Linked DNA regions of Homo sapiens: region 2 is linked to region 1. Evidence: chromatin loops called from intact Hi-C (ENCODE). Cell type or tissue: ovary. All regions are shown on one strand. Each heading gives the region's core, and the rest is flanking DNA. Links, peaks and the distances in the headings are about the cores only.

Region 1 (7,426 bases), core at 1,367-5,366:
AAGTTCTCCAAGTCTCCTTGAGTGTTTACAGAGCTCAATCTCTAACCCCACCTTCCTGGGGTCAGTGCGTGGGGCTGAAAGTTCCAACCTTCTACCCACTTGGTCCTTCTGGCTACCAGCCTCACCCTAGAGTCACCTCCTTAACATAAACTCAGGTGTGATGCAATGAATAACAGAAAACACTCCTATTACTCAGGAAATTCCAAGGGTTTTAGGAACTCTGTGCCAAGAACCAGGGACAAAGATCAAATATATTTCTTATTATGCCACACTGGCAAATATCTCAAATTGCCGGGAACATTTAGGAACTCTCAACCTGCATCTCCAGCTTCAACATTGAACCCAAACCTTATCCTGGTACTGTGAGGCCTAGTGTTCCAGGATACCCTTAGATTCTGTTTTACAGGCCTTAAGCAACTATATCAGTTAGGGTACAACTTAGGCTTCTGTAACAGAGACCCCAATTATACACTACTTTAAAAGCAAGATAGAAGTTTATTACTCCCTTTTAATTTCTTTTGGAGAGAGAGTCTCACTCTGTTGCCCGGGCTGGAGTGCAGTGGTGTAGGTCATAGCTCACTGCAGCCTCAAACTCCTGGGCTTAAGCCGTCCTCCTACCTCAGCCTCCCCAAGTAGCTGGGACTACAGGCACATGCTAATTTTAAGCCTGGCTAATTAAAAACAAATTTTTTTTAAATTTGTTATTTTTAGTAGAGATGAGGTCCTACTATGTTGCCCAGGCTGGTCTCGAACTCCTGAGCTCAAGTGATCTGCCTGTCTCAGCCTCCCAAAGTGCTAGGATTACAGGTGTGAGCCACTGTGCCTGGCCGGAAGTTTATTATTCTTTTACATAAAAATCCAGGTAGGCAATCCAAAGCTGGTTTGGCAGCTCAGCATTGTTGGAGAACCAGGCTTTGTGTATCTTGTTGCTCTGCTTCATTCAACATTCTGTGTGCATCTCATTGCCTCTTCCAGCTGCAGTCATTACACTTTCACTCCAGTTAGAGAGAAGGGAGGAAAAGGGAGCCAGGAGGATATGCCCTTTTCCTTTAATGGGGTATGTCAGAACTACACACGTTTCTGCTCATATCCCATTGTTAGAACCTGCTCACATGGCCATACCTGACTGCAAGAGAGGCCAGGAGATGTAATATGTGTCTGGGCAGCCATGCATCCAGCTAAAACTTCTATTTAGAAAGGTGGAACAAATAATGGAAGACAGCCGTCCCTATCTCCAACATTCATGATATATTTAAGGACTTTTCCCCCTCTTTTGGGGAAAACATGGACCTAACATTGTGATTGTTAATTCTTTTTGCTAAAGTAATTTTTATGTTATTGTGACAAAGGAAACATGATGTTCAATGAAATGAATAAAATGCTGGCAGAGTACCTTTGGGAAATCTTGTTCTGAAAAATGTGCCAGGTTGCTGCTGTTTATTGTTGCTTCTAAACAGTAGAGAAGGAGTTAGCTGCTTATTAAACCTGCCCCACATAAGGAATGGAATTATGGTTGGACCTCGCCACAATCATTTCTCTCCCAGGAGAGGCCAAAAATAGGATCAGAACACCACCCTGCTTTGAAGCAGACACTCTTGCTGTGTCTCAATTCCATGTCCAACTCCGTAAAGGTTATGGAAAACAGAAAAAGATCTCAGAAGCAGAGGGCTGAAATCGATGTGGTAATATCTGAATGTTATGTTGTCTTTGAGTAGAGAATTAAGGAACAGTGGAAAACCCTTGGGACTAGTCTTCACGTCTTTGTCTTGGTGCTTAAGAACCAGAATTAGGGTTTACTCAAAGAAAGGCAACTCTCTTGCTTTGGGAAGGAGATGAGGAACCCCAGTGTCTCCTTCAGTGGACTGGAAGCAAAGCAGAAGCTGTAGTAGGAATAGGCCTTCTGGAAGAGAGGTTACAATTATAGTTTATGGGTTTGGGGTTTGTTTCCTTTTGTTAAAATAAAACAATTAGAAATATATTCATTGTTTAATTATTTTTTTTTTGAGACCGAGTGTCACTCTGTCACCCAGGCTGGAGTACAGTGGCACAATCTCTGCTCACTTCATCCCCTGCCTCCCAGGTTCAAGCAATTCGTGCCTCAGCCCCCCAGGTAGCTGGGATTACAAGCATGCACCACCATGCCCAGCTAATTTTTGTGTTTTTAGTAGAGATGTGGTTTCACCATTTGGCCAGGATGATCTTGAACTCCTGACCTCAAGTGATCTGCCTGCCTTGGTCTCCCAAAGTGCTGGAATTACAGGCGTGAGCCACCATGCCTGGCTGAAAATGTATTTTATATTATTTTTATCAAAATGACATTTACAAAAACTGCTCCAATAGATATACTTGTAACTAGTTAAAAGTTTGAATTTGACCCTTAAGAAATGTGTAGAGCACTGTGAAAATGTATTTAAGAAAGTCTAAAATTTTATGTTTTTGTTTATAGCCTATACGGTTCAGACATCCGAGAGCATGACCCCAACTGCCACTTCAGAGACTTATTTGAAAGCTTTGGCCGTTTGCCATGGACCTCTGGACCACTATGATTTTCTGATCAAAGCTCATGAGCTAAAGGATGATGAACATCAAAGAAGAGTCATACAGTGTTTGCAGAAATTACACGAGGACCTTAAAGGATACAATATAGAGGCAGAAGGCCTTTTTTCAAAGGTGAGGCTTGTGTGATATGAAAGATTAAACAGTTAAAAGTGTAAGCATTTTCTAAAATGGATGCAATGCAGTAGGACACAATCATGAAACATCTTGAAAAATTTTCACCAGTTCCTTTACACAAATTCTGTTGGATCCCCATTCCTGGCCTTTTGATGTTCCATAGCTTTCTTTTGCCTTCAGGGGTTTGAATAGCTTCATATTTAGGTATTTAAAAAATGCAGTCCAGTCTAAATAAAAACTTCTATGGAAATTAAAGCTTTCCCTTTCCTCTAGCTCAGGCCTCATCCAGGGATCAGCAGTGGAAAAGGAGGAGTGATGTGTTCTTTCCCTTTTCTTCCTCCTTCTTTCTCTGTTTGCCTGACATCTCTAGGGTCAGAATGAGAAGAATGAAAGATTAGAGTGAAACAGCAGCCTTAAGTGACCAGTTAGTTACTGGGGCCTTTGTATGGTAGATGCTGACGTGCTAGCTCTTTGTTGAGGGTCTTATTGGTGGGTTCTTCAAGACTCCCATGGGGACCTCCACACTTCTCCAGTCTTTGACTAACCTCTTATGACTCTGGGGAAGCAACTCACAACCCTGCATTCTGCCGACACCGCCTTGCTCTTGCCCTTAGCCTTCTTGGGTGGGGTCCTTTCAGGACTTTTTTTTTTTTTTTTTGAGACAGAGTCTCGCTCTGTCACTTGGGCTGGAGTGCAGTGGCACGATATCTTGGCTCCTGGCAACCTTTGCCTCCTGGATTCAAGCGATCGTCCTGCCTCAGCCTCCCAAGTAACTGGGTAACAAGCGTGGACCACCACACTCAGCTAATTTTTGTATTTTTAGTAGAGACGGGGTTTCACCATGTTGGCCAGGCTGGTCTTGAACTCCTGACCTCAAGTGATCCACCTGTCTCGGCCACCCAAAGTGCTGGGATTACAGGTGTGAGCCACTGTGCCTGGCCTGGGACATTTCTTATTGGGTCATCTTTTATGGTGTCCGTGCAGGCCACAGGAAACATAACATCTCCTTTCGCCACCCCTTGCTGCATGGGCAGCCTCAGTCAGCCTCCTGTCCTCAGACTTCTGCAAGCAAGAAGCAGGCACTGGTTTCTGTCTTTGTCATGCATACCCCTTTCTCCTGGGGACTTATATCAAGTTCTCCCATGAACTCTTCCACACTCTGCTCTGGCAGCTGCTTGTGCATTTCCTTACCTAGGCAAGCATCCAGCTGGGGAGAGCGATGTCCATCTCAATTTATATTCAATCCTCATCTCTTTGGATGCTTCTCTTGGGAACCCCTCGTATTTGTTACGAGATATCTGAAGGGCACACCATGGCACTCTACCCAGCTAACTTTCTACCTTGATCACTTTCTTCAGTTTCACTTTGGTTTTAGGGCTGTTTTGCCTTTTTTTTTTTTTTAAACCTAATTCCTGCATGGATGTGACTAGTGTGTATTTATTTATTTATTTATAGATGGATTTTTGCTCTATTGCCCAGGCTAGAGGGCAGTGGTGTGATCTTGGCTCACTGCAACCTCCACCTCCCAGGTTCAAGCAGTCCTCCTGCTTCAGCCTCCTGAGTAGCTGGGATTACAGGCACACACCACCACACCTAGCTAATTTTTGTGCTTTTAGTAGAGATGGGGTTTCACCATGTTTGTCAGGCTGGTCTCGAACTCCTGACCTCAGGTGATCCGCCCACCTCGGCCTCCCAAAGTGCTGGGATTACAGGCATAAGCCACTGCACCTGACCTATTTATTTATTTGAGACAGAGTGTTACTCTGTCTCCCGGGCTGAAGTGCAGTAGTGTGATATCTTGGCTCACTGTAGCCTCCGCCTCCCAGGTTCAAACGATTCTCCTGCCTCCCAAATAGCTGGGATTACAGGCACCTGCCACCATGCCTGGCTAATTTTTGTATTTTTAGTAGAGATGGGGTTTTGCCATACTGGCCGGGCTTGTCTTGAACTCCTGATCTCAAATGATCCCCCTGCTTCGGCCTCCCAAAGTGCTGGGATTACAGACATGAGCCACTGTGCCTGGCCTATTTTTTTTTGGAGATACTGTCTCATTCTGTCACCCAGGTGGGGTGCAGTAGCACAATCATAGCTCACTAGTAGCCTTGAAGTCCTGGGCCCAAGTGATTCTCCTCCCGCAGCCCCCTGAGTAGGCTAGGGCTACAGGCATGCATCACCATGCTCCACTAATTTTTTAATTTTTTTGTAGAGACAGGACCTTACTCTGTTGCCAGGCTGGTCTTGAACTTCTGGTCTTAAGCAATCCTCCTGCCTCAGCCTCTAAAGCACTGGGATAATTGGTGTGAGTCACCACACTCAGCCTATGTCTTTCTTTAGCGTGAGTGGGAGCTTATTTTCCCTGGTCATCAGCTTTGAGCTTTTGTTGAAATTCTATGACAACAGGAAAACTCCTGTTCCTTATCTAATATAGAAGCCAATAGTCTCATCTTTAAGTTCTGGAGAAAACATTAATAGTAGTAAGAGTTAAAATATGGTCCAACCTAAGAAACTAGTTTTCCTTTAATTGACTTTCCCCACCCCCTGCCAAATACGCTTTTACTGTAACGTCTTTAGAAGAAAGGCACCATAGAACAACCATTAGTAGTACTTTATTTAAAAATGAATGAGGGGCCAGACGCAGTGGCTCACGCCTGTAATCCCAGCACTTTGGGAAGCCGAGGTGGGCAGATCACCTGAGGTCAGGAGTTTGAGACCAGCCTGGCCAACATGATGAAACCCTGTCTCTACTAAAAATACAAAAATTAGCCAGGCGTGGTGGCAGGTGCCTGTAATCTCAGCTGCTCAGGAGGCTGAGGCAGGAGAATCGCTTGAATCCAGGAGGCGGAGGTTGCAGTGAGCCAAGATCACTCCAGCCTGGGTGACAGTGAGACTCCGTCTCAAAAAAAAAAAGAATAAGGGCCAGGTGTGGTGGCTGAACCTATAATCCTAGCACTTTGGGAGGCCAGGGTGGAAGGATAGCTTGAAGCCAGAAGTTTGAGATCAGCCTGGACGATATAGGGAGACCCTGTCTCTACAATACAAATAAAAAACAAACAAACAAAAAATGAATGAAAGTAATTTTACTTTTTAATAAAGCTCCTGAGAGTATAATTAATTTTATTTTTATGTAAAGAAAATGTCTTCCCATTGTGTTAACACTATTAGTTGAAAGAAATAGAGATTCATTTAGATTGCAGAAAGAAATGGAGATTTAGAATAAGATTATATAAGAACATAGCAATGAAAGGCATCTCCATGACACAGCTAGGCCTTACAGTGCTCTGCCATTCATGTCATTCATTGTCTTCGTCCACTTGGGCTTCTATAACAAAATACCATAAACTGGGTAGCTTATAAACAACAGAAAAAGATTTCTTGTAGTTCTGGGTGCTGGGAAGGCCAAGATCAAAGTGCTGGCAAATTCAGTGTCTGATGAGGGCCTGCTTAACTATTCTTGGACAGCTGTCTTTTCACTGTGTCCTCACATGGCTGAAGGGACAAATGAGCTCCCTCAGGCCTCTTTTGTAAGGGCACTAATCCAACTGAGGAGGGCCCCACTCTCATGACCTCATCACCTTCCAAAGGTCCTACCTCCTAAGAGCCTCACTTTGGGGGTTAGAACTTCAACATATGAATTTTGGGGTGATGCAAGCATTGAGACCATAGCACCCACTTATTTTGTTGTTCCTTTTCTCTCATGTCTGCTTCCACTTCTGTTCACTCTACCAACTTCTTAATTCTCTCTGTGTGTCTGTAGTTTAAATTCCTGAGTAAGGATCTCATAGGCCAACCAATGACTTCATCCCTGTTTGGGCAGAGCTTTCACATTGGGTTTCTTAGAGGCCGTTAACCAGCGTAAAGATTGGCTTACCTATGGTCCCATGCAGGGCTGCTCCTGTGAGCATGGCAGTTGCTCTCAGAAGTGGACTGTGAGTGTGGTGGGCACCATGAGTGACCAGTCCAGCACAATGGTTATAGGTAATGATGAATTATTTCTTTTGATGACCAACCTCTTTTCCCCATATTTCTCAGTTTATAGTTGAGTAAAGAACCAAAAAATTTGAAAAATATAGACTGCTTATGTACTGCATATCTAGTTATATGTGATATATATATAGGGATATATTTGCATATAGTATATAAACTATAACATATAAAACTATGTAATTATATAGTTTGTGATACAGGTGGGCATCCAAGTAAAATAACAATTTGGTTATGTGGCCTAGCCAGGAAACAACATGTTGTACTCAACTGGATATTTTGGTTATCTGAGACTTGAATTGCTTTCCTGAATTTTACATCTTGTTCCCTTTCTAGTCCTCTTCCTTTTGGAAATATATTCCTTTTGTTTTGTTTTGTTTTGAGACAGGGTCTCACTCTATTGCCTAGCTGGAATGCAGTGGCACAATCATGGCTCACTGCGGCCTCGACCTCCCGGGCTCCAGCAAGCCTCACACCTCAGCCTCCCCAGTAACTGGGACTACAGGTGCATGCCACCACACCCAGCTAATTTTTTGTATTTTTTTTTTTTAATAGAGATGGGGTTTTGCCATGTTGTCCAGGCTGGTCTTGAACTCCTGAGCTCAAGCAATCTGTCTGCCCCAGCCTCCTGGAAATATATTCCTTTTATCCCTCCTCCCTACTCTATAGCATCCCCAGGACCCATCTTACAGTAGTTGGTGACATCCCATCCAATCACAAGTATCCTGTAACTATTAACTTATTTGGTTGCCAATTCAACAATGGTGGTTTT
Region 2 (7,426 bases), core at 2,329-6,328, 630 kb before region 1:
AGAAAGGGAAGCCTTGTGTGTGAATTTGTTTTCACACTGCTGATAAAGACATACCCGAGACAGGAAAATTTATAAAGGAAAGAGGTTTAATGGACTCACAGTTCCACATGGCTGGGGAGGCCTCACAATCATGATGGAAGGCAAGGAGGAGCAAGTCATGTCTTACATGGATGGTGGCAGGCAAAAAGACAGAGCTTGTGCAGGGGAACTCTTCTTTATAAAGCCATCAGATCTCGTGAGACTTATTCACTATCATGAGAACACCATGGGAAAGACCCACCCCCATGATTCAATTACCTACAACTGGGTCCCTCCCACAACACATGGGAATTGTGGGAGCTACAATTCAAGATGAGATTTGGGTAGGGACACAGCCAAACCATATCACCCTGCCTAGCCCTTTCCTGGTGACTTCTTTCACCTTTCCTGGGAACTTATCTAGTCTCTAATCACAGGATAGAGAGCATTCTGTTTGTCTCACTGGCCCAGACTCCTGGAACTGGTGAGTCCTCTGTGACACTGGGAGTTGGAGAAAGGAAGAAACGGTTGGGGGCTTATGTCTATTATCTTCTTCCATTCTCACTTATAAAAGCTACTACTGATTATTATGTTCATGTTTCAGATGAACAAGCTAAGGCTTAGAGAGGATGTCGCTTGCCCAAAGTCATGGGGCTTGGAAGAGAAAATAGAGTCTGAACACTGGTCTCCCTGGCTACAAAGTTCCTTCTCTCAGGATTCTCTTGGTAGGGCTTGTTTCTTAATGAAAGTGATCAGCTTTTTAGTGACCATTTGGAACCTCCTCACTCTTATAAATATATTCAATTTTCTGGAATACGAATGCCATCATTCACCATTATTTTCCTTCTACTTTGGCTGCCCTCCATACTTTTTTTTTGAGACGGAGGCTCGCTCTATCACCCAGGCTGGAGTGCAGTGGCGCAATCTCAGCTCACTGCAAGCTCCGCCTCCTGGGTTCACGCCATTCTCCTGCCTCAGCCTCCCTAGTAGCTGGGACTACAGGTGCCTGCCACCACGCCTGGCTAATTTTTTGTATTTTTAGTAGAGACAGGGTTTCACCGTGTTAGCCAGGATGGTCTCGATCTCCTGACCTCGTGATCCGCCCGCCTTGGCCTCCCAAAGTGCTGGGATTACAGCCGTGAGCCACTGAGCCCTGCCCATACTTTTTAATTGTTCAGGGACAAGTCAGTTCTTTGTGGGCTCTGAGGGCTGCCCTGTAAAATCAATTTACTTTCTATGGATAACAGTGAAAGTGAAAGGTAAAATTGGCCAAGTCTGGGCTACTAATAGCCCACCCATCTCAGGGAGTCTTAAGACCTTTTGTGGAGGTGATCAATAAGAAACAGATTTTTTGGGGTTTTGCACAGAGCTTGAAAGTTCTTCCTCTTGCTGGGGAATAAGAGGAAATGATAATATATTTATTCTGTGCCCTGCCAGTTTGAAACAAGGGCAGGAGTGTCCAGATAATTCTTTTTTTGTTTTTTTTTTTGAGATGGAGTCTCACTTTGTCACCCAGGCTGGAGTGCAGTGGTGCGGTCTCGGCTCACTGCAACCTCCACCTCACGGATTCAAGCGATTCTCCTGCCACAGCCTCCCAAGTAGCTGGGACTACAGGCACCTGCCATCACGCCCAGCTAATTTTTTAATTTTTAGTAGAGATGGGGTTTCACTATGTTGGCCAGGCTGGTCTCGAACTCTTGACCTCATGATCCGCCCACCTCAGCCTCCCAAAGTGCTGGGATTACAGGAGTGAGCCACTGCACCTGGCTGTGTCTAGGTAATTCTACACTCATCTTGCCTGTACTCTCTGGATAATAAAACAAGTTTAGCCGGTGATGATCATGATGACGATGACCATGATGATAATGATTCATCACCTGCAGGTGATATGAGATTATTGGGAGGACAGAACAACAGATCTGAAAGGGCCCCCAGAAACCACTGGCTTCCAAGACAATTTTTACAACAGTGGATTCCTTTCTTCAAACACAATCATACACTCCAACATATGAAGTAGATCAAAGTGGAGCAGTTCTAGATGAGAGGGAGCAGGAGGCTGAGGGCTGGTCTGTCCCCGCAACCCTCAGGGCCCCTCAGAACACAGTTTCAAAAGCCAGGCCTCATTCAATGCCTTTGTTTTACAGATGAGGAAACAGAGGCCCAGTTTGTGAAGTTACTCAGCAGAAACCTCCAAAAATGGGTGAGGGTGGGAGGCTGAGGTCTCACGTGGTTTCAGAACAGTCTTTCCCTCTGTTGGGTGCAATTCTTGAAGGCCATCGGGCCAGGTGTGCTTTCTCATTCAGTGGCTCTCAGCTGTGACAGCGCAGAAACACCTGAGAGCGTCTGGTAGGACTGTCACCTGCGAGTCAGGAGGAGCAGAGCCTGGAATTGCTCAGTCTGAGGTTGGAGGGGCCATGGTGGCCTCTTCTTTGAGGACCCAAACCCAGTGGAAATGGGGTTGGTCTTCCCACGATTCTCATCAACCACACTAAGGAGAATCGGGTCCTCTCAACGCCCAGCCTCTGTCCTCATGGAGGCACCCAGGCCTCCACACAGGAGCTCCTGCCAGCCCCTCGGGGATGTCTGAGCCATCCTCATGCACTCACCTTCCCCGTCAGGTGCCCACAGTGCAGGGTAATCGAGAAATCAGTCAGATGTTGTGCCTGAAGCACCCAGTGCCTGGCCTGGCTCCCAGGAGGATGCGGCCTTGGTCTTCCTTCTCTCATACTTTCAGCCAGAGTTGGAAAACCACTTTCCCAGGCCCTGAGTTTCCTAAGGCCCTGCCCAGGATTTTCCTGCAAGCTCTGATTGCACTCTGCTGGTCCAGTTAAAACCCCTAGCGGGGAGCTAGCTAATGTCACAAAAGCTGCTTTTTAGAGAGGACACCGCCCAGCTGCATAATCAAACATTAGAAGCCCAAATGAGAAATCACAGCTTGGAATGAGGTCCAGAGCCTTGACCAGCTTTTCAAGTCGTAAATCATATTCTTTCTCCAAAAAGGGCAGGTCATGAGGACCTCCAGGCACCTCAACATGAGCTGTTGCAAACAGCAATGGTAGTGTGAGCTACGGGGTAGAAAGCCAGTGCACAACCCATCGGGCTCAAAGCTCCCCACCCGCGGGAGAGATTCTTTGTCATCAAATGGGTTAATGGAACCCCGGAGCCCTTTGTCCCGGCCCTTCCCCGAAGCCCTGGCCTCCCCGCTAGCTTCTACACCAGCACGATGCAGACAAAGGCCCACTTGGGATTTTCAGAGCTTTTACTGGATGCCTCTTTAAAGTGTCTAATTTTAATGAAGAAATCTTTCATCTGCCATCCTGTTTCCAGGAGACAGGTTTGGAAGGAATTTTCACAAGTCACTAAGGCCCCTTGGAAATGTGTTTTTTGGTGGAAAACGTAAGGCTGTAAGACATGCACAGAGATGTTCTCACTGGGGGCGGGAGTGGAGGAGGCAAGAGGAGGAAATAAAACACCAAGAAAAAAACGCTTCAAGAGCCAAGTGGAGGAAGGATGCAGAGGTGCAACCGAAAGGGGAAAAGTGTTTGACTGGGAATATATAAAGAATAAGTCAGCCAGAAAACACAGAGTCTCTCCCTGGGGAAATTATATGCAGCTCTAAAAAATGCTACGGACTGGAGAATGCATGGGAGGGGTGGGGTGAGGGGAGAGAAAGGGCGGGAAGGAAAATGTCATCAACAACTGGAATGAGGTAGAGACAGTACATGCACACAGAAAACATGCCAGAAAAAAAAAAAGACAAAACCCTCAAGTTCCTCCCCTCTGCAGCTTTCTGAGCCAAAAAGAAAAAATAAAGGCAACAACTGCTGAACTGGAGAGACGATGGAGATGGAAGAGCAGGTCTGCAGGGTCACGCAGCTGCGAGTGCAGGGGATGTGCTCACACACAGCCCCGCCCCTCTGGAGGTGATGCCGTCTAGAAAGCCTCCCTTGCATACCCTCCTGGTTCCCAGAGGCCTTTGTCCAAGAACCTCCTCTCCTGTATTTTTCACCAAGGGAGCAGCTTCCCTTGCCCCTCCCCCCTCCCCGCCTCCACCGACAGCAAGGAGCTCCCACAGCACTTCCTGTCAGCTGCAAGACACTCTCACCATTATGCCACATGGGACAATGGTGCCATCTTGGTTGGGAGGTCAAGGCTGACGCCAATGAGTTCAGCACAACCTGAGACTTCTCGGAGGTTCCTGGGCCCCACGGGGAAAGGGATATGTGGATATGCATAAACTCACACAGAAGAAATTTGGCCACTGATGCTATGGAATTCAAACTCAAGCATGAGTCAAGGGGTGGAAAAGGGAGGGGTGAGAGAGTGGGGAGACAGAATTCATAGACTATTCCGTGCTGAAGTGGCAAGTGAGAGTCACAGGGGTTAATGGAGATGGTTTTGTTAACAGAGAAGGGCCCTCCCCCCATCACTAAATCACTGGACAAGGCTGATGAGCAGAGCCACCTGCGGTTGGCAGTACTTGAGTTAGGCTTTTACAAGCCTGTGAATTTACTCTTGGTGGCCATGACAGGGTGTCTTCTGCAGCTGATGATGAAAAAAGGTGTGTTTTCCTACCTCTTTAGGATACACAGTCCAAACCAGCACCAAATAATGGAGGAGTTTGGCAGGGGGGCAGGTTTACATGACTTTGAAATTTCTGAATAAAAATATCATCCTGAATTACACACAAAAGACATATTCCATGTGCTTCTGTTTACCCTGTTTCTGCTAACGAGATATTACTTATAAATGTAAAATGTTAAGGATGTTGTCTTCAGCCTGGAGAGAAAGAACGTGTAATTTGCAGCTTTTGCTCAGAGTGATAACCTTATTAAGTAACGGGATTCGCTGATTAACTGCTGCTAACAAAACATTGTTGCCAAACCTGATAGTCTGAAACCGGCAACAGAGCTACTGTCAGAACCACTTCTCCATCCCACCAACCCTGTGGGGATTTTACAGAGATATTTCTCATTTAAATAACCTTCACCTTTCAGTATTTTTTATTGCTTCCACTAATAGGCTAACAATAAGTTAGGAGCCACTCCTAGATGGATGTCGAATCAACCTTGGTGAAGAGTTCAAGGAGAAAAGCAATTCTACTTAAAAAATGATTTTTTAATGAAAGGGGTAATGGGAAACTGTGTGAGTTCATTGAGCACTAGAATGAATGGAAGTTCTTAGTCAGAGATCAGAAGGCAGGATCCGGCCATGCTCAACATATGTGATGGCACTTTAAATTTCTAGAATGGAGCAATATCTCTTTCACAGTGATTCACATAGTATGTGGGAAATTTTCTTTTCCCGTAACTTGCCTAAGAAAATCAACTCCATTCCGGTCTTAAGAAATACTTTACTACTTAGATAATCAGGAGAGAGACCCCTGAGGTAGATCATCTTGGTCTTAGCTATATATCTCCTGTAATTCCTCTCTTCCCCACAGAGCCCCAGTGAGTCCCACCAGCTCAGGACTCTCAAGGTCATGAGTCTAGTCATAAACGGCCTGTTCTGCAGCTAAGTCATAGACCCAGGGGCTATCAGAGCAGGCCAGGGTGGGGCTGCGGAACATGGACCTTGTCTAGTCCAACTCCCTGGGGTCTGGAAAGGTGAACTGACTTGCCCAAAGCCCTCATCTTGTCAGTGGGAAAGCCAGGATTAAATCTGGGCTTGTGGCTTCCGGTCCAGTCTGTCTTCTGGCTTGTGAGAAACAGGGAGTGAGGGGGGCAGTGCGCGTGCATAGGCACATTCCCATGTGCACACACCTGTACATCAGCTTTGAGCCTCATGCTGATCCCGTCTCTTCATGATGTCTAACCATCCACACGGCACGACTGTTTTCCCAAGGCAAGATGCTTCCCTCCTTCTTTTCTTTTTTTCTTTTTTTTTTTTTTTTTGAGATGGAGTCTTACTCTGTCCCACAGGCTGGAGTGCAGTGGCACGATCTCAGCTCACTGCAACCTATGCCTCCTGGGTTCAAGCAATTCTCCTGCCTCAGCCTCCCGAGTAGCTGGGACTACAGGTGTCTGCCACCGCACCCAGGTAATTTTTGTATCCTTAGTAGAAGACAGGGTTTCACCATGCTGGCCAGGATGGTCTCGATCTCTTGACCTCATGATCCACCCGCCTTGGCCTCCCAAAGTGCTGGGATCACAGGCGTGAACCACCGTGCCCAGCCGCTTCTCTCCTTCTTTTCTAGGCCTGAAAGTGTTCAGGTGTTCAGGTGGCCAAATCGGTGTTCAGATTTGACAGAAAAAATAACATTTATGTCAGGATTTCTTCCTTGCCTGGATCATTTATAGGTAGGATACTATTGTTTGTACAACTATAATGAGAAAAAACTAGTAAAAGAAGCTGGGTTTTGAGAGCTTGTGTCTAAATATTGGAGGAGAGCAGTCTCAGAGAAGGCACCCTTAAATCTGGGTGAGAGAGGGCACTTGTAGGTGTATTTTCTTGTGTTGGCTCAGAGACTTAGACTTCTTGGATGTATGAGAGAGGTCATTCAGTGTGGACCCGTGCTGGGGGAGAGAGGATGGATATGAGCTTGGAAATCGTTTTGTTCAAGGCGGGGCAAGTAGCAAGATTAAAATTTTTAGTCTGTTAAGTTGTAAGCAAACCAAGGGCAGATGATGAGAGAAGGCTTTGGAGGCCTGCACCCCAACACTCCCTAAGTCTGGCCTTCCTTGCTGGCCTCACCCAGCCATAGAGGACACTGATATGGGAGGATTACCTCCTTTAACCCCCTGAATTGCTTTCATTGAGAACCACGTTGCCTTTGCCAATGATCATTGCTAAGCATTAGGACAGGGTAGAGGCCTCTGGGTAGGAAATTGGCAGGTCAGGGTTGGGGTTGGATCAAAATCCAGAAGGAATCATGATCCTCAAACTAGAGCCACAACCAACCGACAGGAGTAGACTCCCCTGCAGTAGGACTCCAGATTCTGCAGACACTGTCTGAGGGCCTTTGACAAGCACTGTAATTTATTTTAATCCTCTCACTAACAGAGAAGGGAGGCCCTTTTGTCTCTGATTACTGACCAAGAAGGAGACTGTGTTAACCATTCTTGCATTGGTATAAAGAAATACCCAAGACTGGGTCATTTATGAAGAAAACAGGTCTAATTTGCTCACTGTTCTGCAGGCTGTACAAGAAGCATGGCGCTGACATCTGCTCAGCTTCTGGGGAGGCCTCAGGGAGCTTCTACTCTTGGCAGAAGATAAAGAGGGAGCTTGCACATCACACGGCAGGAGCAGGAGCAAGAGAGGGTGGGAGGTGCCACACACTTTTAAGCAATCAGATCTTGTGTGAACTCACTCATAGCTAAGGGGATGGTGCTAATCCATTCATGAAGGATCCACCCCCATGACCCAAACACTTCCCACCAGAGCCTACCTCCTACACTGGGGATTA

Evidence for each region. Peaks named below come from ENCODE experiments on the same cell type or tissue, not always from the same donor. Only the 100,000 strongest peaks of a DNase experiment are listed, where the experiment ranks them.
Region 2: it touches region 1 in a loop (5-fold over the local background); 1 of 110 quality-filtered maps calls a loop at or near these places.

What each region holds. Positions count from the first base shown.
Region 1 is chr6:108,321,379-108,328,804 of GRCh38, forward strand. It overlaps AFG1L (AFG1 like ATPase), which reads left to right. Exons shown (of 13, transcript NM_145315.5): 2 at 2,447-2,670. Among named protein-coding and RNA genes, the nearest start is that of AFG1L, 30 kb to the left of the region's middle. In ovary, for the core only: no CTCF peak of the experiment used is centred there; no DNase peak of the experiment used is centred there.
Region 2 is chr6:107,687,249-107,694,674 of GRCh38, forward strand. No RefSeq gene overlaps it. Among named protein-coding and RNA genes, the nearest start is that of SCML4, 130 kb to the right of the region's middle. In ovary, for the core only: no CTCF peak of the experiment used is centred there; a DNase peak (open chromatin) is centred at 3,936; H3K4me3 peaks cover 733 bases; H3K27ac peaks cover 365 bases.